Regions from separate parts of the Homo sapiens genome. Here region 1 is linked to region 2. A link is a loop called in an ENCODE intact Hi-C map of the cell type or tissue named here. Cell type or tissue: heart right ventricle. All regions are shown on one strand. Links, peaks and the distances in the headings refer to the core of each region. The heading gives the core; the rest is flanking DNA. Region 1 has its middle 270 kb from the start of LINC02015. Region 2 overlaps PIK3CA (phosphatidylinositol-4,5-bisphosphate 3-kinase catalytic subunit alpha).

Region 1 (12,085 bases), core at 1,255-9,254, 1.1 Mb after region 2:
GGAGGAGGAATGGAATTGTGCAATGGGATGTTGAAATCTGCCTCTAGGAAGCATCCTAGACTATCTAATGTCTGTAGACATCCTTTCATTACTTCTTCCATCTGCTGCTTTTTAGGCTGCAGTTTTCTCAGAACAAATACCCTGAAAGCTTTTACACATTCTCTATTACATGCAGTACATATAGAGAGCTACCAGAGAAGGCTTTGTAGCTACAAGAAGAATGAAATAGCATCTATTCTATTACTGCCTTTTAGTCTTCTTTCCAGTTCTCTAATTTCTTTTTTAACTGGGGAGATGGGAAGGAGGAGTAGAAGTTGTATCAGTAATAAAGGATTCTAATAAGAATCCATTTCATTGATCCATAAAGTAAAACCAAGATTATCTCATCTATCTTCTTCATATAACAATTGCACTTTATTAAGTTTTGAATATATTCCAGGTGCTTTACATACATTATCTTTAATCCTTATAACAACATGGTAAGGTACCTATTTTAATCTCTGTCCTATAGATAAGAAAACTTTGGCGGGAAAACTTAATTAACTTATTCAAATATACAGAGCTAATAAGTAATAGGGTTAGTATAAATCCCAGTGTTATCTGACTCTGTAACCCACATTTTTTTCCTTTATTTCTTTCCCTTCCTTCCTTCCTCTCTCCCTCCCTTCCTTCCTTTCTCCTTCCCTTCCTTCCTTCCTCTCTCCTTCCCTTCATTCCTCTCTCCCTCCCCCCTTCTTTCCTTCCTTCCTTCCTCTTTTACTTTATTTTTCTTTCTTTATGTGTCTAAAATTATTTTCAAATGTCACAATATTACACAATGTGATGAATGCATATATTCTTATTGGGTATAATTCATACTATGCAAATTATGAATTGTAAATGTGGAAATCCATTTTACATAAATTCCTTTACTCAAATATCCAATCCTAATAGCTTCCCCAGTAGGGACCAGTTTCCTTTCTTTGTTTAATCTTTATTTTAAGTTTAGGGATACAAGTGTAGGTTTGTTACATAGATAAACTTGTGTCATGGAGGTTTGTTGTACAGATTGTTTCATCATCTAGGTACTAAGTCTAGTACCCATTAAGTATTTCTCCTGATCCTATCCCTCCTCCCACCCTCCACCCTCCAAAAGTCCCCAGTGTGTGTTGTTCCCCTCTGTGTGTCCATTTGTTCTCATCATTTAGCTCCCACTTTCAAGTGAGAACGTGCAGTATTTGGTTTTCTGTTTCTGTGTTAGTTTGTGTATTAGTTTGTTTTCATACTGCTGATAAAGACATACCCGAGACTGGGCAATTTACAAAAGAAATAAGTTTATTGGACTCACAGCTCCATGTGGCTGGGGAGGCCTCACAATCATGGCTGAAGGCAAAAGGTACTTCTTACATGGCAGCCACAAGGAACAGAAGCTTGTGCAGGGAAACTCCCATTTTTAAAACCATCAGATCTCATGAGACCCATTCACTATCACAGCACAGGAAAGACCCGCCCCCGGAATTCAATAATTCAATCATCTCCCACCAGTTCCCTCCCATAACACATGGAAATTACAAGATGAGATTTGGTTGGGGACACAGAGCCAAACTATATCAGTTTGCTAAGAATAATGGCTTTTAGCTCCATCCATGTCCTTGCAAAGGACATGATTTAGTTCTTTTTTTGCCTACATAGTATTCCATGGTGTGTATATACCACATTTTCTTTATCCAGTCTATCATTGATGGACTTTTAGATTGATTGCATGCCTTTGCTATTGTGGATAGTGCTGCAATGAACATATGTGTGCATGTGTCTTTATAATAGAATGATTAATATTTATTTTGGTATATACCCAGTAATTTCTGGGTCAAATGGTATTTCTGTCTTTAGGTCTTTGAGGAATTGCCATGCTATCTTCCACAATGGCTGAACTAATTTACACTCCCAACAACAGTGTATAACTGTTCCTTTTTCTCTACAACCTGACCACCATCTGTTATTTTTTGACGTTTTAACAGTAACCATTCTGACTGGTGTTAGAAGTGTCTCATTGCGGTTTTGATTTGCATTTCTCTAATGGTCAGTGATGATAAGCTTTTTTTCACATGATTGTTGACTGCTTGCATGTATGTCTTCTTTTGAAAGTGTCTATTTATGTCCTTTGCCACTTTTTTATGGGGTTTGTTTTCATGCATATTTATTTAAGAGCCTTATAGATGCTGGATATTAGACCTTTGTCAGATGTATAGGTTGCAAAACTTTTCTCCCACTCTTTAGGTTGTCTTTTACTCTGTAGATAGCTTCTTCTACTGTGAAGAAACTCATTTAATTAGATCCCATTTATCAATTTTTGCTTTTGTTGCAATTGCTTTTGGTGGCTTTCTCATGAAATCTTTGCCTGTACCTATGTCCTGAATGGTATTGCTTTGGTTGTCTTCCAGGGTTTTTATAGTTTTGGGTTTTACATTTAATTCTTAACCCATCTTGAATTCATTTTTGCATATGATTTAAGGAAGGGGTCCAGTTTTAGTCTTCTGCATATGGCTAGCCAGTTATCCAAGTACCATTTATTGAATAGAAAATCCTTTCCTCATTGCTTGTTTTTGTCAGGTCTGTCAAAGGTCAGATAGTTGTAGGTGTGCAATCTTACTTCTGGGTTCTCTATGCTGTTCCATTGGTCCACGTATCTGTTCTTGTACCAATACCATGCTGTTTTGGTTACCATAACAGTGTAGTATAGTTTGAAGTCAGAGCATGATGCCTCAACCTTTGTTTTTTTGCTTAGCATTGCCTTGGCCATTCAGGCTCATTTTTTGTTCCATACACTTTTTAAAATAGTTATTTTTCTAGTCCTGTGAGAATGACAATGGTGGTTTAATGGGAATAGCATTGAATCTGTAAGTTGCTTTGGGCAGTATGGCCATTTTAACAATATTGATTCTTCCTGTTCATGAGCATGGAATGTTTTTCCACTTGTTTGTGTCATGTCTGCTTTCTTTGAGCAGTGGTTTGTAGTTCTCCTTGTAGAGATCTTTCACCTCCCTAGTTAGCTATATTCCTATGTATTTTATGCTTTTTGTTGCAATTCTGAATGGGAGTTTGTTCATGATTTGGCTCTTGGCTTGACTCTTTTTAGTGTATAGAAATGCTAGTGATTTTGGCAGGTCGATTTTGTATGCTGAGACTGCTGAAGTTGTCTGTCAGCTTAAAATGCTTTGGGGCTGAGACAATGGGGTTTTCTGGATATAGGATCATATCACCTGCAAACAGGATAGTTTGGCTTCCTCTTTTCCTATTTGAATGCCTTTATTTCTTTGTCTTGCCTGATTTCTTTGACCAGAGCTTCCAATACTATGTTGAATAGGAGTGGTGAAAGAGGGCTTCCTTGTATTGTGCCAGTTTTCAGGGGGAATGCTTCCAGCTTTTGACTATTCATTATGATGTTGGCTATGGGTTTGTAATGTATGGGTCTTACTATTTTGAGATATGTTCCTTCAGTACCTAGCTTATTAAGAGTTTTTAACATGAAGTGATGTTGAATTTTATCAAAGGCCTTTTATGCCTCTATTAGGATAATCATATGGTTTTTGTCTTTAGTTCTGCTTATGTGATGAATCACATTTATTGATTTGCATACATTGAACCATCCTTGCATCTGGGGATGAAGCCTACTTGAATGCAGTGTATAAGCTTTTTGATGTGCTGCTGGAGTTGGTTTGCCAGTATTTTGTTGAGCATTTTTGCATCAATGTTCATCAAGGATATTGGCCGGAAGTTTTCTCCTTTCATTTTCTCTTTACCAGGGTTTGGTATCAGGATGATGCTGGCTCCATAGAGTAAGTTAGGAAGAAGTCCCTCCTTTAAAAAAGATTTTTTTTAAATCATTTCAGTAGGAATGGTACCAGCTTTTTCCTTGTACAACTTGTAGAATTCAGCTGTGAATCCATCTGGTCCAGGGCTTTTTTTGGTTGGTAGGCTATTTATTACTGCCTCAATTTCAGAACTCATTATTGGTCTGTTCAGGGATTCAATTTCTTCCTGGTTCAGTCTCGGGAGAGTGTATGTGTCCAGGAATTTATCCATATCTTCTACATTTTCTAGTTTATGTTCATAAAGTTGTTTATAATATTATCTGATAGTTGTTTATATTTCTGTGAGATCAGTGGTAATATTCCCCTTATTTTTCTGATTGTGTTTATTTGAATCTTCTATCTTTTCTTCTTTATTAGTCTAGCTGGCTGTCTATTTTATTAAATTTTTTCAAAAAACCAACTCCTCGATTTATTGATCTTTTAATGGTTTTTAGTGTCTCTTTCTCCTGCAGTTTAGCTCTGATTTTGGTTATTACTTGTCTTCTGCTATCTTTGGGATTTGTTTGTTCTTGCTTCTGTAGTTCTTTTAGTTTTGATGTTAGGTTGTTAACTTGAGATCTTTCTACCTTTTCAATGTGGGCAGTTAGTGCTATAAATTTCCCTCTTAACACTACCTTAGCTGTGTTCCAGAGATTCTAGTACATTGTATTTTTGTTCTTATTAGATTCAAATAACTCCTTGATTTCTGCCTTAATTTTGTTATTTACCCAAAAGTCATTCAGGTGTAGGTTATTCAATTTTTATGTAATTTTATATGGTTTTGAAGTGAATTTCTTAGTCTTGAGTTCTAATTTGATTGTGCTGTGGTCTGAGAGATTATTATGATTATAGTTATTTTGCATTTGCCTAGGAGTGTTTTACTTCCATTTTTGTAATCAATTTCAGAGTAAATGCCATGTGGCAATGAGAAGAATGTATATTCTGCTCTTTTTGGATGGATAGTTCTGCAAATATCTATCAGGTCCATTTGATCAAGTGCTGAGTTCAGGTTCTGAATATCTTTATTAATTTTCTGTCTTGATGATCACCCTAATATTTTCAGTGAAGTGCTGAAGTATCTCACTATTATTGTGTGTGAGTCTGTCTTTTTGAAGGTCTCTAAGAGCTTGCTTTATCAATCTAGGTGCTCCTGTGTTGGGTGCATGTATATTTAGGATAGACAGATATTTTTATTGAATTGAACCCTTTGCCATTATGTAATGCCCTTCTTTGTCTTTGTCGGTTTAAAGTCTGTTTTGTCGGAAACTAAGATTGCAACCTCTACTTTTTTCTGTTTTCCATTTTCTTGGTAGATTTTTCTCCATCCCTTTATTTTGAGCCTACATGTGTCATTGCATGTGAGATGGGGCACTTGAAGACAGCATACCAATGGGTCTTGGTTCTTTATCCAGTTTGCCACTCTGTGTCTTTTAATTGGAGCACTTAGCCCATTTACATTTAAGGTTAGTATTGATATGTGTGGATTTGATCCTATCATCATGATGTTAGCTGGTTATTCTGCAGACTTCTTTATGTGGTTGCTTTATAGTATCACTGGTCTGCCTCCTTAAACATGCTTTTGTAGAGGCTGGTAATGGCCTTTACTTTCTATATTTAAAGCTTCCTTTATGAGCTCTTGTAAGGCAGGTCTGGAGGTAATGAATTCCCTCAGCATTTGCTTGTCTGAAAAGGATCATATTTCTCCTTGGCTTATGAAGCTTAATTTGGCCAGATATAAAATTCTGGATTGGAATTTCTTTTTCTTAAGAATGTTGAATATTGCCTCTCAATCTCTTCTGGCTTGTAGGGTTTCTGCTGAGAGGTCCATTGTTAGTCTGATGTGTTTCCCTTTGTAGGTGACCTGGCCTTTCTCTCTAGCTGCCCTTAACATTTTTTCTTTCATTTTTACCTTGGGGAATCTGATGATTATGTGTCTCAAGGATGATATTCTCATAGAGTATCTTACTGAGGTTGTCTGCATTTCCTGAATTGAATGTTGGCCTGTCTAGCTTGGTTGAGATAGCTCTCATGGATGATATCTTGAAATATGTTTTACAAATTGGTTCCATTCTCTGCCAATCAGTCATAAATTCAGTTTCTTTACATAATCCCATATTTCTTGGAGGTTTTGTTCATTCTTTTTGATTCTTTTTTCTGTATTCTTATATATCTGTCTTATTTTACAAAGTTAGTCTTCAAGCTCTGAGATTCTTTCATCCACTTGGTCTATTCTGCTATTAATACTTGTAATCACATTATTAAGTTCTTGTAGTGTGTTTTTCAGCTCTGTCAGGTTGGTTGTGTTCTTCTTCAGGCTGGCTATTTTGTCTGTCAGCTCCCACAATGTTTTATGATTTTTACCTTCCTTGTATTGGGTTACAACATGATCCTTTAGCTCAGTGAAGTTCGATTTTATCTATATTCTGAATTCTACTTATGTCATTTCAGCCATCTCAGCCTCAGCCCAGTTCTGAACCCAAATGACTGATGCAGTCATTTGGAGGAAAGCGAGCACTCTGGCTTTTGAGTTTTCAGCATTCTTGCATTGATTCTTTCTCATCTTTGTAGGCTTATCTACCTTCAATCTTTGAGATTGCTTACCTTTCGATTTTTATTTTTTCTTTTACGGTCTGGCCACTTTTCCACAGGGCTGCTGTGGTTTGCTGGAGGTCCACTCCAGTCCCTAGTCACCTCAGATTTTCCAGTACCTGGAGGGATCACCAGTGAAGGCTGTGAGACAGCAAAGATGGCAGCCTGCCCCTTTCTCTGGGAGCTCCATCCTAGGGAGCTATGGACCTGTTGCCAGCCTGAACACACCTGTAGGAGGTGGCTGGAGACCTTAGTTAGGTGATCTCACTCAGTCAGCCAGAATGGGATTGGGAACCTGCTTAAAGAAGCAGTCTGGGCACACTTTCACAGAGTAGCTGTGCTGTACTGGAGTACAACTTCCACCCCCAGTCAGCTTGGGCTCTCCAAAGCCTGGAGGCTGGAATGGCTAAGTCACCCAAACAGGAAAGATTGTGACCCATTCATCCCTCTGAGAACTCTGTCCTAGGAAGTTTTCAAATCTCTTTTGGCCAGAGAACATCAGCAGGGGTGGCTAAGGGGTCCTAGTTCAGGGTGGGGGTCCCACTCAGTGAGGAGAAACATATTGGGGAACTACTTAAAGAAGCAGTTTGGCTACATTTTGGTAGAGCAGCTGTGCTATGTTGGGAGATCCCTTCCACCCACAGGCTGGAATGGCTGAGTTTTCCAAATAGTTAAGATGGCGTCCTGCTCCTCCCCACCCCTTGATTTCTTCCCCAAGTAGGTGCAACACTGCTCCTGGTAGCTGGCTGGAATTCCAAGACTGTGGGCTTTATCTTGTGAGATGTTGTGGAAATGAGGCCCGCAGATCATCACTGCTCAGCCCACTGAATTCAGCCTCTTTCGTAGTGGTACGTACAGAGGTCTAACCTCCCACTTTGCTGGAGTTGCTGTTACTTTTGCTGGGAAGCCCAGAGCAGGAATATGTAAAGCACCTAGGTCTCTCTGTGTGCACAAATGGCTGATCTGCCAAGACTCCACCTAGCTGTGTATATCATACTGAAGGCCCTGGTGGAGTGAGTTCACAAGAGGATCTCCTGACCCAAGGGTTGCAAGCGTCCATGGGAGAAGTGTGGTTTTCCAGGATCACATGTTCACTTACCACTTCCCTGGCAGGGGAGGTTCCCTTGGCTCCATGTCACTCCTGGGTGGGCCATCCTTTTGCCTTGCCTTTCTGTTCTCTGTGGGTCAAGTTGTTTCCTTGATTAGTCCCAATACAAGTACCTGGATGTTTCAGTTGAAGGTGCTGTATTTACTCCACCCTCTCATTCCTCTCTGTGAGAGCCACATACCCTAGCTGCTTGTAGTCAGCCATCTTGGCCACTGAGGGACAAGTTTCTAGAATTTTTAAAAACACATTTTGAAACACACACACACACTTCTGTTTGCTACATTGATGACTTGGGTATCAGTTTTTCTGTTTGGTTGAATATGGTGCTTTTTTATTATATGGATTTCCCCAAATGCTTGCTTCTTCTTGACTGACTATTGGATGTTTTGACCTAACCCTCATTATTCCTTTACAGCACAATGCTGCAGTTCATTTCACAGCTGAGAAAACCAGGAGCCAGACAGAATAAGGGACAGCCAAATTTATTGAGGTATTTAGTGCTAAAACAGTTAATAAATTCCATGTATCTGCTGATTCCTTGCCTAGTGCCTTTTCTAAAATGTAGCATGTTATTAATGGGAAGTCTTAGAAAATGTTTTAGCTTATTTTTAAATCTGACCTCTTTTAACATATCATATCCTATTTCTAGTCACATTTCTTTAGCTGAAAGACTTTGACATGCCTTGTGTCCTTGGCAGAAAACTCAGAAAAGCCCACTTATTCTTGTATTTTATTTGGAATAACTTCTAAAAGAATCCAGTACCTGGACATGTTCAACAAATAAAAATCTAGAACATTATAAAACTTTAGAAAAAAATCAAACCCAATTTCTTATTTTGTCAATTCAACAGGCAATGTGTGTGTGCTTACTAAATATTCATAAATGCTGAGATGTATTAAAAGTACATTTATACAAAACATCTAGGAAAATGAAGCCAAAACAGACTAATTCACTGGAAAAACCTCATGGGCCTACTCAACAGTGATATCAGGACTAGAGCTCATGTTTCCTGACTCAAAGTCCAATGTTCAACATCCATTTGATTTACAAGGGTGCTATTCTGCACAGCCTATAAAATATAGGCTGGACCAGCCTACTCACAGTATGTGCTCAACTGCATTCATTATCTTCCTTTGTAGTTTATAGAAAAAAGACAGTGCTAGTCATGAAATGTATAATGCACTTGTACCTTTTAAAGCTGAAGACGTTTATTTAGTTTGCTTTAAATTTGTAATCACAAAATAAATAGCAACATATTGAGGCAATGAGCTAGCTCCAGTGGCCTTGACTGATTTGCAACTCTCTCTCTTCCTCTTATAGAAAAAAATTCTGTGTTCCTGAAACTAGCATTTGTATGCAAGTTCAGTAAATCATACTGTCAACATTTTGTGACCATTCTTACTGAATTATATTAAATGCTTGACATTGTTTTGTAAACATGAACATACAAAAGTGTTCTAACTGGGCTGTTTAAGGATATGATTATCCCAGATTAAATGGGTAGAACACCTTTAATGCATTACTAGACATCTTGATCTCCTGATCAGAAACAGTATTTACTGATAATGCATCTTCATTAGCATAGAGATATGAATAAATATAATTGAAAAGGGGTTGGATTTGCCGTCAGACACCTTGGGTTTGAAAGAACCTTAGCCTTCACAAAGTCTTGGCTTACATATCTTAAAAATGGGGAAATGATATCCATTTCCTCTGAGTTTTTTAAGATTTAATTGAAATAATGCATGTGAAATTATCCTGACACATATAAGGAGTTTAACAAAGCTTAGTTTTATTTCCAGTTTGCTTAATGTTTGCTATTTTCAAAACCATTTTTTCCTAATAATGTAATAACTAGCTTTGACAGCACTGACAAAGCCATACACAACTCATGCATGCCCTTTCCCTGAAGACCAGCTTTCTCCATTAGCATCCGAACATGGCAAATCCAAATCTCTCCTAAAATCTTCTAAGTGATTTCAAAAGTCCTGTGTGCATTAGTCTGGATTGCTTGAGTATATATTGCACACTTAATTAAACCTGTTATTTCTGGAAACAAAAGCAAAACATTTAGGAAGAAATGGCTGAGAGAAACCATTGCTTTTCCAATAATGTGACATGTGAATAATTTAAGAAATCGTTTAAAGCCATGCTTTATTTCAATTGGTTTCTGAACCCCTTCATTTTCAGACTGTGCTTTTATTTTCTTCATCTACCATTTCTTTGTGCCACTTCTCTTTGAAGTTATCTGTTATCCTTAAAAAGGAACTGGATGGGAATTAACTTGCTTCTGACTATATCCATTTATCTACTTGAAGATCACTGTGGCAAACTATGAAAAATGTACTAGTTTTGAAAAATGACAAAGCTCCCAGGATCGAAAAGGTGCTTATCCTCTCACAGGAATCTATTTGTTCTGTTATTTTGCTTTCCTTGGCAGCTAGGGCTAGATTCTTCAAAGGGAGATGCAGATTCTATTTTTCTTTATCTTTCCTACCATGAAAATAATGCCTTGCTTCTGCATTGACAAGGTTTTGCATCAAAAGTCCTTTCCTATTTGCACTGCAAATAAAAATCACAACCCCATTGTAAATTGCTTTAACACCTTTTCAACAATCCAAACCTTATGAGGAAAGATATGCTGGCTATTGTGTGTACATTATAAATGCTGCACAGAGGTGTGTTTATAAGGAGGTTGTGTGTTTGATCTTCCATTCCTCAGTCCTTCCCTAGGTGTTATCAGCATGTAGAAAATGGAATCTATCTAATCTATTCTGACTGAATTAAATACACCAGATGTATTTCACTTTGAATTTCAATTGGTCCAGAACCTTTGTCTTAGCCACAGAAAGTCAGTAACTTAGCTGTTTTCTTTCCTCTTGTGTTATTTTCTTCGTGGTCCAAGACTCTGGACAAATATGATGCCAAATGCAGCTGCTCTTGGAACTCACGGCTTCCCAAACCTCAGGAGACACAGGTCAGTTTTCCCCAGAATTCTCTCATGTCCCATTCCCACAATGACATAAATCCCATGGAATCCTTCTACCTGGCTTGAGATAGAGAAGAATGAGTAAATGAAAGGATAACGCTAGAGCTTTCACATTAGATGGTCACATAACAAGAGACAAAAAATGGTCTTTCATTATCTGAGAAGTCTCTTGTATCTAGGCACAGGGTCACAATATTGGATGTTGACCACCTCTTTAAAAGTCCTGTATAGATGGTTTATCTTTTCCCATTAGAATGTTGGTGTCCTATCATTTATCATCTATCAACATTGAGATCTAAAAGGAAACTAACAAAAGTCTCATTAATATCTTGTAAATCATGCATAACTTTGATAAAATAAAAACTAAATTACGATAGATAAATGTTTAAAGAGTGAAAAACGAAGAATGATTGTAGACTTTGGTAGAAATTCCTATTGTGGCACAACTATGGGACTCTAGAAGATTTTTTCCTCTTGCTTTGATTAAAAGTGAAGTTTCGCATGAAATAGTGTGATATTTCATCTCTAGCTCCAAGGGAGGCTCTGTGGAGACTGTCGTTAACCAGTGTGGTCAGGCAAACCAGCAGCTTCCCTGATTAGTTCCTCCTGCTGTTCAGTATAGACAAAACTTCAATCACAGGATGTTCTGGAGAGCTTGAGTGTCCGTATTCCAACTGTGCTACCTAGAAAACTGTCAAGTGTCTGTAAATATTTTGCAGTTCCTTAGGAAAAAGTGTTAGCCTTCTAAAAAACAGCAGAGTGTGATTGGTCCTGCACCTAGCCCTGGTTCTTGGTGGACTTGGTTTGCTTGCTTATTCTTATCATTCCATCTGTCTGCTTAATCCCCTATCTGTCTCTGCTTCTCTCTTTATGTGGTATATGCCAAAGAGTACTGTTCTTCTGACACATTATCTTCCTCCTAGAATCTGCAAAAAATCACTGATTATCCTTGATTGACTCATTCATGACCTTAGAAGGGACTGGAAAGTCAGTCTCTGCACAGAAGAAATATGCCTGGATATGCAGCGGGGATGGAAACGGGATTCCCATATGTTATTCCTCAAAATTCTCAGAGTTGATCATCCTAATTTAACATTCCCTTTTTCTCACTCCCATTGCTGAGGTGAAAAAAGAAACTTAGTCATCATTACATTAATTCCAAGTGCTTTCTGATCATCTTGCCATTTTAACATGCTTTGTCCCATTTTCTCTCCCACATGGTGAGTTTGAGTCTTCTGAGAGAACTAACAACTTCAGAGCCTTGAAATGTGCATCCACCACACAAAACTATCTGTAAATACATTGTTTGTTTTGAACAAACCTTCTGTTCTTTTTCTATTTGATTAGTAAGAATAATCAAACATCTAAATAAAAATCATTGTCTGTTACCACTGGAGAGTGTCCAATCCAGTCACAGACAGCTTGGAAGGCTGGCAAAAGGCACCATGCATTGTGCTGGGGGACATCCAAGCCGGCATGGAGGGACCTGTGTGCCATCTGCCCTCACCACTTCTGCTCGGATCCCAGTCCTATCATTTTAATCTCATTAGAACAAGATTCTTGTAAAG
Region 2 (11,679 bases), core at 1-8,000:
GCCACTTAGGAGGCTGAGGTGAGAGGACTGCTTGAGCCTGGGAGGCTGATGCTGCAGTAAGCCATGATCATACCACTGCATTCCAGCCTGAGAGACAAAGCGAGACCCTGTCTCGAAAAACAAACAAACAACAACAAAAACAACAACCCCATGGAATATCTATATTTGGGAGCTGGAGTAACTGCCAACATTTTCAGCCTCTCGAATTAATCACAGAATTAAAAGAATAAGCTTACAAACGCTATTTACTAATATTACTTATCAAGAAGTATATCCTAAAAATAGATACTTGGCTGGGCGTGGTGGCTCACGTCTGTAATCCCAGCACTTTGGGAAGCCACGGAGAGTGGATCACGAGGTCAGGAGATCAAGACTATCCTAGATAACATGGTGCAAAACCTGTCTCTACTAAAAATACAAAAAATTAGCCAGGTGTGGTGGCGGGCGCCTGTAGTCCCAGCTGCTCGGGAGGCTGAGGCAGGAGAATGGCATGAACCCAGGAGGCAGAGCCTGCAGTGAGCCGAGATCGCGCCACTGCACTCCAGCCTGGGCGAGAGTGAGATTCCGTCTCAAAAAAAAAAAAAAAATACAGATACTCATCCTCAATGTGATTACTTTTTAAATTAAAAATTAATATTTTGAAACTTGTTACTCACCTTATACTGACTCAGAGGATATTTTTCTAGGAAGTATTCATCACATCCACACACTTTTAAAATATACTTGCCCTGATATTCTAAAACACAGAGTTTTAGTTGTTCAGAGGATAGCAACATACTTCGAGTTTTTTTCCTGATTGCTTCAGCAATTACTTGTTCTGGTACACAGTCATGGTTGATTTTCAGAGTATACTTCTGCTTGTCATTATTTGGAGAAACTATTACCCAGATCACCACTATTATTTGCCCTATAACAGGAAAACATTAGATGCAATCACCATCTCTCTTTCATTTTTCAAGGGAGAAATTTCAACAAGTATTCACTATCATTACTTTATCCATATCAGAAATGCTTTTTAATCAGCCCAATTAAAACTAGGTAAATATCAGGTAGAAACAGAAAATGTTTATATCTGAGCGGGCTGCCAGATCATTCCCAAATCTCATGTTTTATGACAAGCACACAAAACTGTGATATGTGGGTCACAAGTACCTGAGACCAAGCTAATTTCCATTCTAAACTGTATGACATACTTCATGGGTACTGCCCCTATGAATAGTGATTCATGATGGTCTCAAAGGTTTGACAGTGCCTAAGGTGGAAGTTTTTGGTAACTATGGGAAGTAAAGAAAGAACCAATGGAGGTTTAAAGATGTTCAATTAGAATGACAGAAAATGTGAGGGAGGAAAGGTAAGAAAATTACGAGGGGAGAGGAAATGCATTGTCTAATTTTCTCCTTTTAAGATTAAGCCAGGAGTCCAAAAAAGAAGAAAAGAGAAAGATGAAGAAAACGGGAAGACAAACTATTTAGAGAGGTTTGGTTGTTCACAGTACATTTCTTTCAAGTTGTCTATATGTTGAAAATTTTTCACAAAGAATGTTCGGGAAAATGAAAAGAGCATTAAAATATATGCTAGAATAGAAAAGAATTTTGAAAGATCTTATGTTGCATTAAACTACTTTGAAAAATACGAATAGTAATAAGATGTCTTAACTTATTCTACTAACAGAATTTGATATTTAATAGTGTGTGAGAGTTAACTCAAATTGATAATTTTACTGTTACCCTGAAAAATATAGATATTTATCTGATACAATGACATGCATTTTGAAAACAATATAGTTTAGTTTCTTGTTCCCTTAATTCTAGAAACTAATATATTAAATATCAAAAATCTCCCTATATATTATCACCCATGATCAGAATTACTGCATTTAATACTTAAGAAAATTACTTATTTTTTTCTGGTGTATTTATGATATATAATAACAAGAATGTATAAAGTTTTCCCAAAATTTCATAAAATGTTTCTATTTATAGTTTTTATTTATGAAAAGATAATCAGCTCTAATTCTGAATCCTAAAAAATAGTAAATTTCAAACTCATACTTCTTCCGTTTTATAGACAATTTACCAAGAAATCAGTATCATATTCACACAAAAATTCAACCAATAAATATTGATTGTACATAATTTCTATTTAGCACTCAACTATATCTTGTCAGTATAAGCAGTCCCTGCCTTCAAGAAGCTTACTATCTAGCTGGAAAAAAAAAAAAAGACTATACAAAGATATAGACACAGGTAGAAGACTGCACTATAGTAATGATTAGAGTAGATTAGTCATTTTCTTACCTTTATCTAATTTATTATATATGTGCTTTGGCAATTCTGGTGAAGATTCTACATTTGGAGGATAGACATACATTGCTCTACTATGAGGTGAATTGAGGTCCCTAAGATCCACAGCTTCTTTACAAACGTTCAGAATATTTCTTCGGAAGTCCTGTACTTCTGGATCTTTAACCATATCAAATTCACACACTGGCATGCCGATAGCAAAACCTTTAATAAAATTACATAAAGAATATAACATTCTATTACATACACAGCATGAACATGTTTTTTTTGCAAACAGGGAACTCTGTAGATTTGGAAGATCACAATAAAGTAAAAAAAGTACCGCTAGGTTAAAACAAATTTTTGATGAATGCATATATATTAAAAGTTGACAGTCCTGAATATTTTTAATATATAAAAAATAATATATTCAGCAATTTAGAGCAAAGGCAGCAAACATTCCTATCAATCATTTTTAAAAGAATAACAACACTGAGATATAACAAATCTAAGTCATCCCACAAATGACATTTCTTAAATAAAACCTTATGGAATAATATCAAGGTGTTAAAAATAGTTCCATAGTTCGATAGTAAAACATACTTTAGATTTATGATTTTTATTTAGAAAGCTATTTAAGATTACGAAGGTATTGGTTTAGACAGAAATATTTTAGAAAGGGACAACAGTTAAGCTTTATGGTTATTTGCATTTTAGAATAGGATATTGTATCATACCAATTTCTCGATTGAGGATCTTTTCTTCACGGTTGCCTACTGGTTCAATTACTTTTAAAAAGGGTTGAAAAAGCCGAAGGTCACAAAGTCGTCTTGTTTCATCAAAAAATTCTTCCCTTTCTGCTTCTTGAGTAACACTTACGAAAATGTAAGAAGATTCATCTTGAAGAAGTTGATGGAGGGGGTATTTTCTTGCTTCTTTAAATAGTTCATGCTTTATGGTTATTAATGTAGCCTCACGGAGGCATTCTAAAGTCACTATCATTCCATTTGGTAGTAAACATTCTACTAGGATTCTTGGGGGCATCAAGTGGATGCCCCACAGTTCACCTGATGATGGTCGTGGAGGCATTGTTCTGATTCTTTGCAAGTTTTACATATAAAACTACTTTAAGGAATTAGATGTATGGTTGTCCCAAAGCAGAAACCTAAATCAAAGAAGGAAAACATATGTTAAAAGAGACACAACTACAGAAGAATACATTTATAACACTGCTAAAATGTAAAAACTCATTTTCCATAGTTTGACTTGATTAGGCTAAGTAGTAATAATTCATCTTAAGTATTCTAATCTAGACTGTTGCTCTAAATTAGGCTACAAAGAATTTATTTCAGCAGAGATTAGAAAAACCATTTGTATTTAATTAAATTTAATAAAGTCATTTAAGAAAACACTATATTTGAGTGGATTCTCTAAGGTTTCATCAAGACAGAGATGAGGCTATGGGAAGAATGAAAAGTAAGTTGCAATTCAACCCAAAATTCCCATTGCATATCACCTTTATCATTCTCTTCTATCTTACGGAAAAACAGAATTTAGGCCAGAAACAATCTTTCAGATCATGGGTCCACTGCTCTTATTTTAAAATAAGTAAAACCATGCCTAGAGAAGTCAAATCCTTTTCCTTTTTCACTCCCTGCCCTCAACCTGTAATAATGAGAAATTTTATGGCTTAGTCTTTTGTCTTTCTTAAATCAATCTTTGTAATTTTCCTTTTTCTTTTTGTATTGATTCTTATCTAGGTGATATCTTAGACATTCTGTTCTTAAAGTATGATTTAGGTATATAGTCACAATATTAGAAAGTGTCATCAATGAATTTTCCTTGAAGTATGACGATGAATTTGTAATGATCTATTTACTTTCTCAAATAAACCAGTCCTAATACTTCTGACTGAAATGAATCTACACATAAATAAGATCCATGACTCTCTCTGTTAGTGCAATGTTCCAATCAGTTTGTAATATTTTAAGAACTATTAAGTATTATTATGAGTTGAAGGCCCTTAATTTTTTTAGACATCAACAATCTTGGGGGGTCTTTTAGAAGATGTTATCAAAATCCATAAAACACAAGTTTACTTCTTGCTGTTTATATTTTCTTTTACTCAGTGAGCGAAACTGTAAGAGTATATCAAAAGGCAAAGTGAGAGATACCAAATAAGAAAAAAATGAAAGTTAAGCTAGAGACATGAATCAAAAAGGCCCAGATAACCTACTATATTTGATTAGTCTATCAGATATTGTAGGTAAGAGCTATAAATGACACTATTTGCTTATGCACCAAAAGTGCATTGGTGCTGTCCCCAGGACTATGTTGGATGTGGGAATCTAATGACGAATAAGATAGACATGGCCCTTGCCTTCACAAGACAAGGCAAAGAATATGAAGATTATGTGTATGCTGTGTGTAGGGTAATTACATTCACACTTACAAAACAGAATAAATGCTATCCTGGAGAAGTGCCAGGTTCTATAAAAGCACATAATGCGGTCATCAAGTTTGGGGTGGGATGGTTTCCCATAGTAGGAAACATAAACTTAATCCTTTAAAGATAAGTGGCTGGGCATGGTGGCTCACACCTGTAATCCTAGCATTTTGGGAGGCTGAGGTGGGCAGATCACGAGGTCAGGAGTTTGAGACCAGCCTGACCAACACGGTGAAACCCCGTCTCTACTAAAAATACAAAAGTTAGCTGGGCGTGGTGGCATGCACCTGTAATCCCACCTACTCAGGAGGCTGAAGCAGGAGAATCACTTAAACCTGGGAGGCAGAGGTTGCAGTGAGCCGAGATCGCTCCACTGCACTCCAGTCTGGGCGACAGAGCGAGACTCCATCAAAAAACAAAGAAAAAAAAAAGATAAGCAAGAGTTGAACAAACACAACAAGAAAGAAGAGAGGAAACCTGCCATCCCTGACTCCTCTCTCCATCTCACACCAATCAACATCTAACCCATCAACAAGCTTCGTTAATTCTCTCTTTATTCTGTCTACATTCTTCAAATACCACTCTTAGTACCTTGGGCCGGCCATCAATATTTCTTGTCTGGACCACTGCAAAGGCCTAAATGGTCTCCCTGAATTGATGCCTGCCCCCTATAATCCACCTCCACCTCATAGCCAGTGTGACTTAAAGAGAGCAAGAGGGCCTAATTTGATTAGACATTTATGCTGTACCAATTCTTGGTTGCAAACAAATAATTATGGTATGCTTCAGAGTTATAACACACAAAGGATGTGAAGAGTAGGAATAGCAGAAATTATTAGCCTTTTTAGCCCCCACGAAAATACAGAAATTAACAGGAAACAATGAAGAATATAAGAAAAATATTTTTTGATAGTTGAAACTATTTTTCTTCAAACTTATAAAAGAGATCCACTGAAATTATAGAATTTAAAATAATTGTCCTTTTTCCTACATGTCAAAAATTTCATTGGCTAGTAAAAAGACCAGATGGATCAATCTGTATGAACAATTATAGAAGTGACTTAAATTTTTTTAAGCCTACAAAAAATCTGAAGAATGCAAGGGAAAACGCCAAATGACTACTTTTAAATGATGACATGCCTGCATAAAAAAGTTCAAATGAAAACAAAACCAAAACCACAAGCCACACAAAAACAGCAGCTGTGTTTATGATTTTTCTCTGCTGAATGGCACTGACAGGTCTCTATTATGGAACTACCAGAGCAACTATTTTATATAATAAATAACAACCCACAGGGAACCCTCATATGTTCCCTAAGTATTACCAAGAAAGAAACCTAGTTACTATAGTAGACAGATCACTGGTTTTATTCCTTATTCTACTGTAGTATATTTATGGGTAATTAACTATTAAATACTCAAGACACACCCTTTTCATTAAGAGAATAAATGTGATTATGGTAATAAAACACTTGTTGATCCTGGAAGGCAGGCACTGGTTGACATTCTGGTAGACAGAATGACAGCTTTTTTATTTGTCAGATGGTTTTTGTCTTCTCATGCCAGGCCTTATTCTGTACAAACCATTACCCCCAGGGTTCACATAAAGTGTAGAAGTGGCAAATGGAACTAACATTTGCTTTTTTAGTATGTACCATGTACATGGGTGGGCAGTAACACTTTTGAGGTAGATATTATCATTTTACATATGAGAAAACTGAAGATCAGAAGTGAAGTCACTTGCCTCCAATAAATGGATTTTGAATCCAGGTCTAGATTATTTTAAAGCCCATATTATAACCATGCTGTTATTTGGACTTCAGTTATGGCCAGGCAATATTCCCCAGTAGTGAATAAGAGAATGAGCTCTAATTTGAATCTACACTAGATTCAAATTTTGGCCCCCTTAGTCTATAGTTGTATGGCCTTGGGTAGTTTAATTTATCTCAATGAATCTCATTTTTCCCATTTGTGAAATTGGGATAATAATGGCATCTACTTCACTGGACTGTTGTGAAGATAGATGAAGTGATATATGAAAAATATGTAAGCACAGAGATCAGCACACAGCAAGCACCTAATAAATGTTAAACATTAGCAATAAACTTGTAAAGTATTGCCAACATTATCTTTTCAAGCTTATTAGGAATTATACAGTGCTGGCACCAGATGGGGAAGGAAACGGTTTTTGTTGTTGTTTTTTTTTTTCACCGAGAAGGCAAGTAAATAAGGAGCTTCATAAAGAAGTTAGATTTCAAGTGCTAATACCTGAAGGTGGCAAGGCTCACACACAAGCCTGGAAGAGTACTGAGTGGCTCAGATGCCGGTGCTTTCCCAGCTGCTTCCAGTTCCCCAGATTCCCAAGATTCCTATTGAAATGTTATAGCTATCTACAGCGTAGGTGTCAGGAATCCCTTGTTATCTGTCTCTACCCTGTGTTTTTTTTTTTTTTTTTTGAGAAGTACCTGCTTAATGTCAGGCTCTAGGCTAAGTATGGCACAAAAACAAAGGTTAAAAAGATGCCTTCCCTTCCACAGTTAAGGGTCTCATAGTTTACTGGGGAACGACTTTAACAATGTGATAACTGTTACAAGACAGAATATGAACAATGGAAAAGCCTGAGGAGATTAGGGAAGGCTTCAGAGAGGTAAAGTTTCAGTAGAATATTACAGATTAAAAATTTCACAGAAAGGGTATGGCCTGATGTAAGAGAGCCTATAGACAGGTGTTCTAGGTTGCCACAAGAGAGTGTGTATAAAGTCAGACCATGAAAGAATGCGGCCTGTTCCTAGCAATACAAGCTGTTTTTCATTACTTGAGTCTAAAGTGCATGGGAACAGGTGGAGTATGTGACAAAGAAGGAGAGGCAAAAGGTAGGTAGGGGCCAGATGTAAAACCATGTTAGAGTTTGAATTTTATGTTGTACACCGTTAGTAAAAAGGAGACTCTGGGCTGGGGGTTGTGGCTCACACCTGTAATCCCAGCACTTTGGGAGGCTGAGGCAGCAGGATCCCTTGAGCTGAGGAGTTCGAGACCAGCCTGGGCTCAAGACCCCATCTCTACAAAAAAACAAACAAATTAGCTAGGTGTGGTGGCACATGCCTATGGTCCCAGGTACTCAGGAGGCTGAGGTGGGAGGATCATTTTAGCCTGGGAGGTCAAGGCTGCAGCAAGCCGTGATGGCACCACTGCATTCCAGCCTGGGCAACAGAGCAAGACCCTGTCTCCAAAAAAAATAAAATAAAATAAATTCTCTGAAGTATTTTGAGCTAAAAATGACATGATGCTTTTAAAATGATTTTTAAATTCTCTCAGATTTCTTTAAAAATTGCTTTTCAAGTGTAGGTTATAATCAAATGAACATTAAAGTGTAAAAATTACATATTCTCAATTGTCTAGAGAAAAATCCCTAAAATTAAGAAATCAGAATATATAACATTTTAAATAAAAGGGCCTTTAGACTACAGAAAAAATTAAATACCAATAAAGAGGATGGGATTATTAAATTTAAAGCAATGGGGGGATAAATCACTATAAAATTATGAAATCATAATGTAGCTTGGAGGTTTGAGGTCACAGAATTAAAAATGTATTTACTAAAAATAAAACACTTTAAGGGTCAAGAAACCACTCTATTGAGGTTTTGAGTTCAGAATGCCAGGACTAAAGATTCATATGCATACTGACAAATCACTACTATCTGGAACTCTTAAGAGTAAATAAATTGGTTTTGCTTATCCTAATTTTCTACATATCGAAATAAGTTATTTCAATTTGAAGACTGTTCAAAATAGAGCAGTCCCATTTGCTTAGAAGAGTGTGTGTGCGTGTGCACAATTCACAATTTACCTTTTTGATGAATTATAGTCCTCATTACAAGCACCAATTACTGTGTTATATTAAAACACAAACAGCAAAACTCTTCAGGATTATTGAGAAATTTGGTGGAGACTTGGGGGTACATTTCTGGTCCTAAAACCAACAACCCCAGGTTGCTGAATGCCTCCCATTTCTTTGTTTTCTAGCAATCAATGGTCACTTCTCAGCGAAGGCCAACCTGCCTGATTACAGTAGCATCTCCTTCTTCTAGTCAGCATTGACATGTGACCACCATTTTACAAACTATAAACTAAAGGCCAACAGACCAAAAGATAATACAAGAGGCTCTGCTGTATGACCTTAGGAGCACAAAATATATGACAACAGATGCCTCGATCATCAGAGATTTTTGTTTACTTCTTGCTTCTGGTGTTAAAATTACTGTTAAAAGTTACTGTATTTAGGAAGGAAGTACTTAAAAATCTTTTGGTTCTCAGAAGGCCTGAACCTGTGTTAACTTGTTGGTATGGACTGGGTCTGCATCAGCAGTCCAACTGAGTAGACAGTACTACCCAGCAGAAGTAACGACGCCTTTAAGAACAACGTTAAGTAGCAGAAATAAAGAGTAAAAAACAGTATCAGATTCTCCATTGTCATTTGACTTTTATACTGGAAGGTTTCTTAATTCATTGGGCAATTCACTATTTTGAACACTTGATGTGTACTCTTTCAGACCAAGAAGACAATGACATCTTGACAGTTCGATTTTTAATCCCTAGATTGAAAGCCTTTCTATATTTACATTAGAACTCTATTTCTAGATTTCATTAGTTAAGGCAAGGGTCGTCAAAGCATGACCCACAGGCCAAATCCAACTCACCACTTGCTTTTGTAAATAAAGTTTTATTGGAACACAGGTAACAAACTGTGTTTACATAATGTCAACAATACTTTTGCACTGCAACAACAGAGTTGAGCAGATGCTATAGAGACCATATGGCCTGCAAAGCCTAAAATATTACTATCTGGCATCTTGCAGAAAAAAAGTTTGCTGATCCCTGTAATGTATTAGAATTACCTGGTATCAACCGCATAAGTGCCCAGTGGCTAAGAAGTTATCCCAAACCCTGCCTCTGCAAACTACAGTCCTATACAGTGTCAACCTAAGTTCTTTAAGCCCTTAAGTTAAAATCTTGAAATAGGAAAGTATCTCAGAAGTGATTTAAGTGGGTACTTTCATTGCTGGGAGCTTACTGCCTGACAGGGAACTTTTTGTGGAGTAATTCTGAAGTTATCCCTAAACATAGTTACTCCTAAATTATCTTGTTCATTCCCTCAGTTCCACTTTCTCTATCTCATCACATACTTGAAAGCTATTAGAATTTCCCCTGGGTCTTTTTCCACCAATTCCTTCAACCATAATTCAGGCAAGATAGTTTACCATCTCATTTTTGCCATCATTGGATATGCCCTTTTGCTAATATTCATCTCAAAATGTGGCAATGAAAATCTACTACAATATTCTGGAATCAGTATTTCCAAGGCAGAGTACAGAAAACTATTACTTGACTATGGATTACCAGTCTCTATAAATACAGCCTAAGATGTTTTCTGGCTTAACTACTTTAAAATATGCAGAAAGTATATTTTATATATTTCAGTTCAGGTTTCAATTTCAAAAGTGTATTATGTTTAAAATACTTATGTTTTTAGGCCAGGCGTGGTGGCTCATGCCTGTAATCCTAGCACTTTGGGAGGCTGAGGAGGGCAGATCACCTGAGGTCAAGAGTTTGAGACCAGCCTGGCTAACATGGTGAAACCCCGTCTCTACTAAAAATACAAAAATTAGCTGGGCCCTGGTGGCGGGAGCCTGTAATCCCAGCTACTTGGGAGGCTGAGGCAAGAGAATTGTTTGAACCTGGGAGGCAGAGGTTGCAGTGAGCCGAGACTGCGCCATTGCACTCTAGCCTGGGCAACAAGAGCGAAACTCCATCTCAAAAAACAAAACAAAACAAAACAAAACACCAAATACTTATGTTTTTAAAACATCGATATTGTACCTGCATTAAAAAGTCATTAAAAATAAGAAAGAAAGTTATTTTGAAGCATACCTCAGCACAATTGGCACAACTGGCAGCCTGAGCAATGCAAACAGCCACAATTTGCTAAAATAAGCAGCTTGTATTTTCTAGTTATTTATGTTCCACAAGTATAGAAGCTGTTTAAATGTTTGCTGAATGACCAACAGTTTGTAAAACAAGTTTTACCCATACTTTTAGATATATGTTCACAGAACATTTTCCACTCTCATTTTTGGATAGAGCCAACAGAAAAAAATAGTTTTGTGGCTAACTCAGTTACATCTCTTTATTTGCTCATGTTAGGGGTCAGGAAACTATACCCCAAAGTATGACACTTTGACATGATGAGTTCTTTGAACTAAAAAAGCAGCATCAGAACCAAGGTCTGACATTCCCCTGTACCTCTGTCTCTTCATCTTCTCTCCTCAAGTGAAGAAAGGGCTTTCTCTGAAGTTTCCCTTATCAAGACGGAAGTTCCTCCAGAAGGAATGGAATTGTGAACCCCATCTCTGGAATTTACATTAACTCCTATCACAGGAGAGGAGACTAGAGGTCCGCACACCCAAGACACCAGGCCCATACAGACTTTTCACCTATTCTTCTGAGGGCTACTATCTGAGAGACTTTATCCGCAGAGCAAGACAATTTTCGTTCACAGTACAGTTCTTCCCCTCACCCTCCAGGAGCCTTAAGCCCATATTTGTTTCTGTAGCTAAAAGTACTATTTAAGCTTCAGCCGTCTGGCCCTTATCTGAGTCTCATACTTTGTAGGACCCCTATGCATATGCATACGATACATTTACATGCCTTTTCTCCTGTTAATCTGTCTACTGTCAAGTTTATTTCTTGGACTCAAATACTGAGCCTCCAGAGGAGACAGAGACGGTTCTTTCACCCCCCTACAACCCATTAACGAGAGAGAGAGAGAAAAAAAAAGCTTTTCTGATTTTTAAATTACCAAATGAATCTTTAGTCTGATTTGGAACAGGAGAACAAAACTTCCCTCTACATTTGCTACAGAAACAACATGATTCAAATCTGGGTTAATAAT

The links. Peaks named below come from ENCODE experiments on the same cell type or tissue, not always from the same donor. Only the 100,000 strongest peaks of a DNase experiment are listed, where the experiment ranks them.
Region 1: it touches region 2 in a loop (18-fold over the local background); 1 of 110 quality-filtered maps calls a loop at or near these places.

What each region holds. Positions count from the first base shown.
Region 1 is chr3:178,085,655-178,097,739 of GRCh38, reverse strand. No RefSeq gene overlaps it. Among named protein-coding and RNA genes, the nearest start is that of LINC02015, 270 kb to the right of the region's middle. In heart right ventricle, for the core only: no CTCF peak of the experiment used is centred there; no DNase peak of the experiment used is centred there.
Region 2 is chr3:179,190,518-179,202,196 of GRCh38, reverse strand. PIK3CA (phosphatidylinositol-4,5-bisphosphate 3-kinase catalytic subunit alpha) reads right to left here. Exons shown (of 21, transcript NM_006218.4): 2 at 3,020-3,447; 3 at 2,298-2,507; 4 at 657-907. The coding sequence starts at 3,371. Among named protein-coding and RNA genes, the nearest start is that of PIK3CA, 48 kb to the right of the region's middle. In heart right ventricle, for the core only: no CTCF peak of the experiment used is centred there; no DNase peak of the experiment used is centred there; H3K27ac peaks cover 2,359 bases.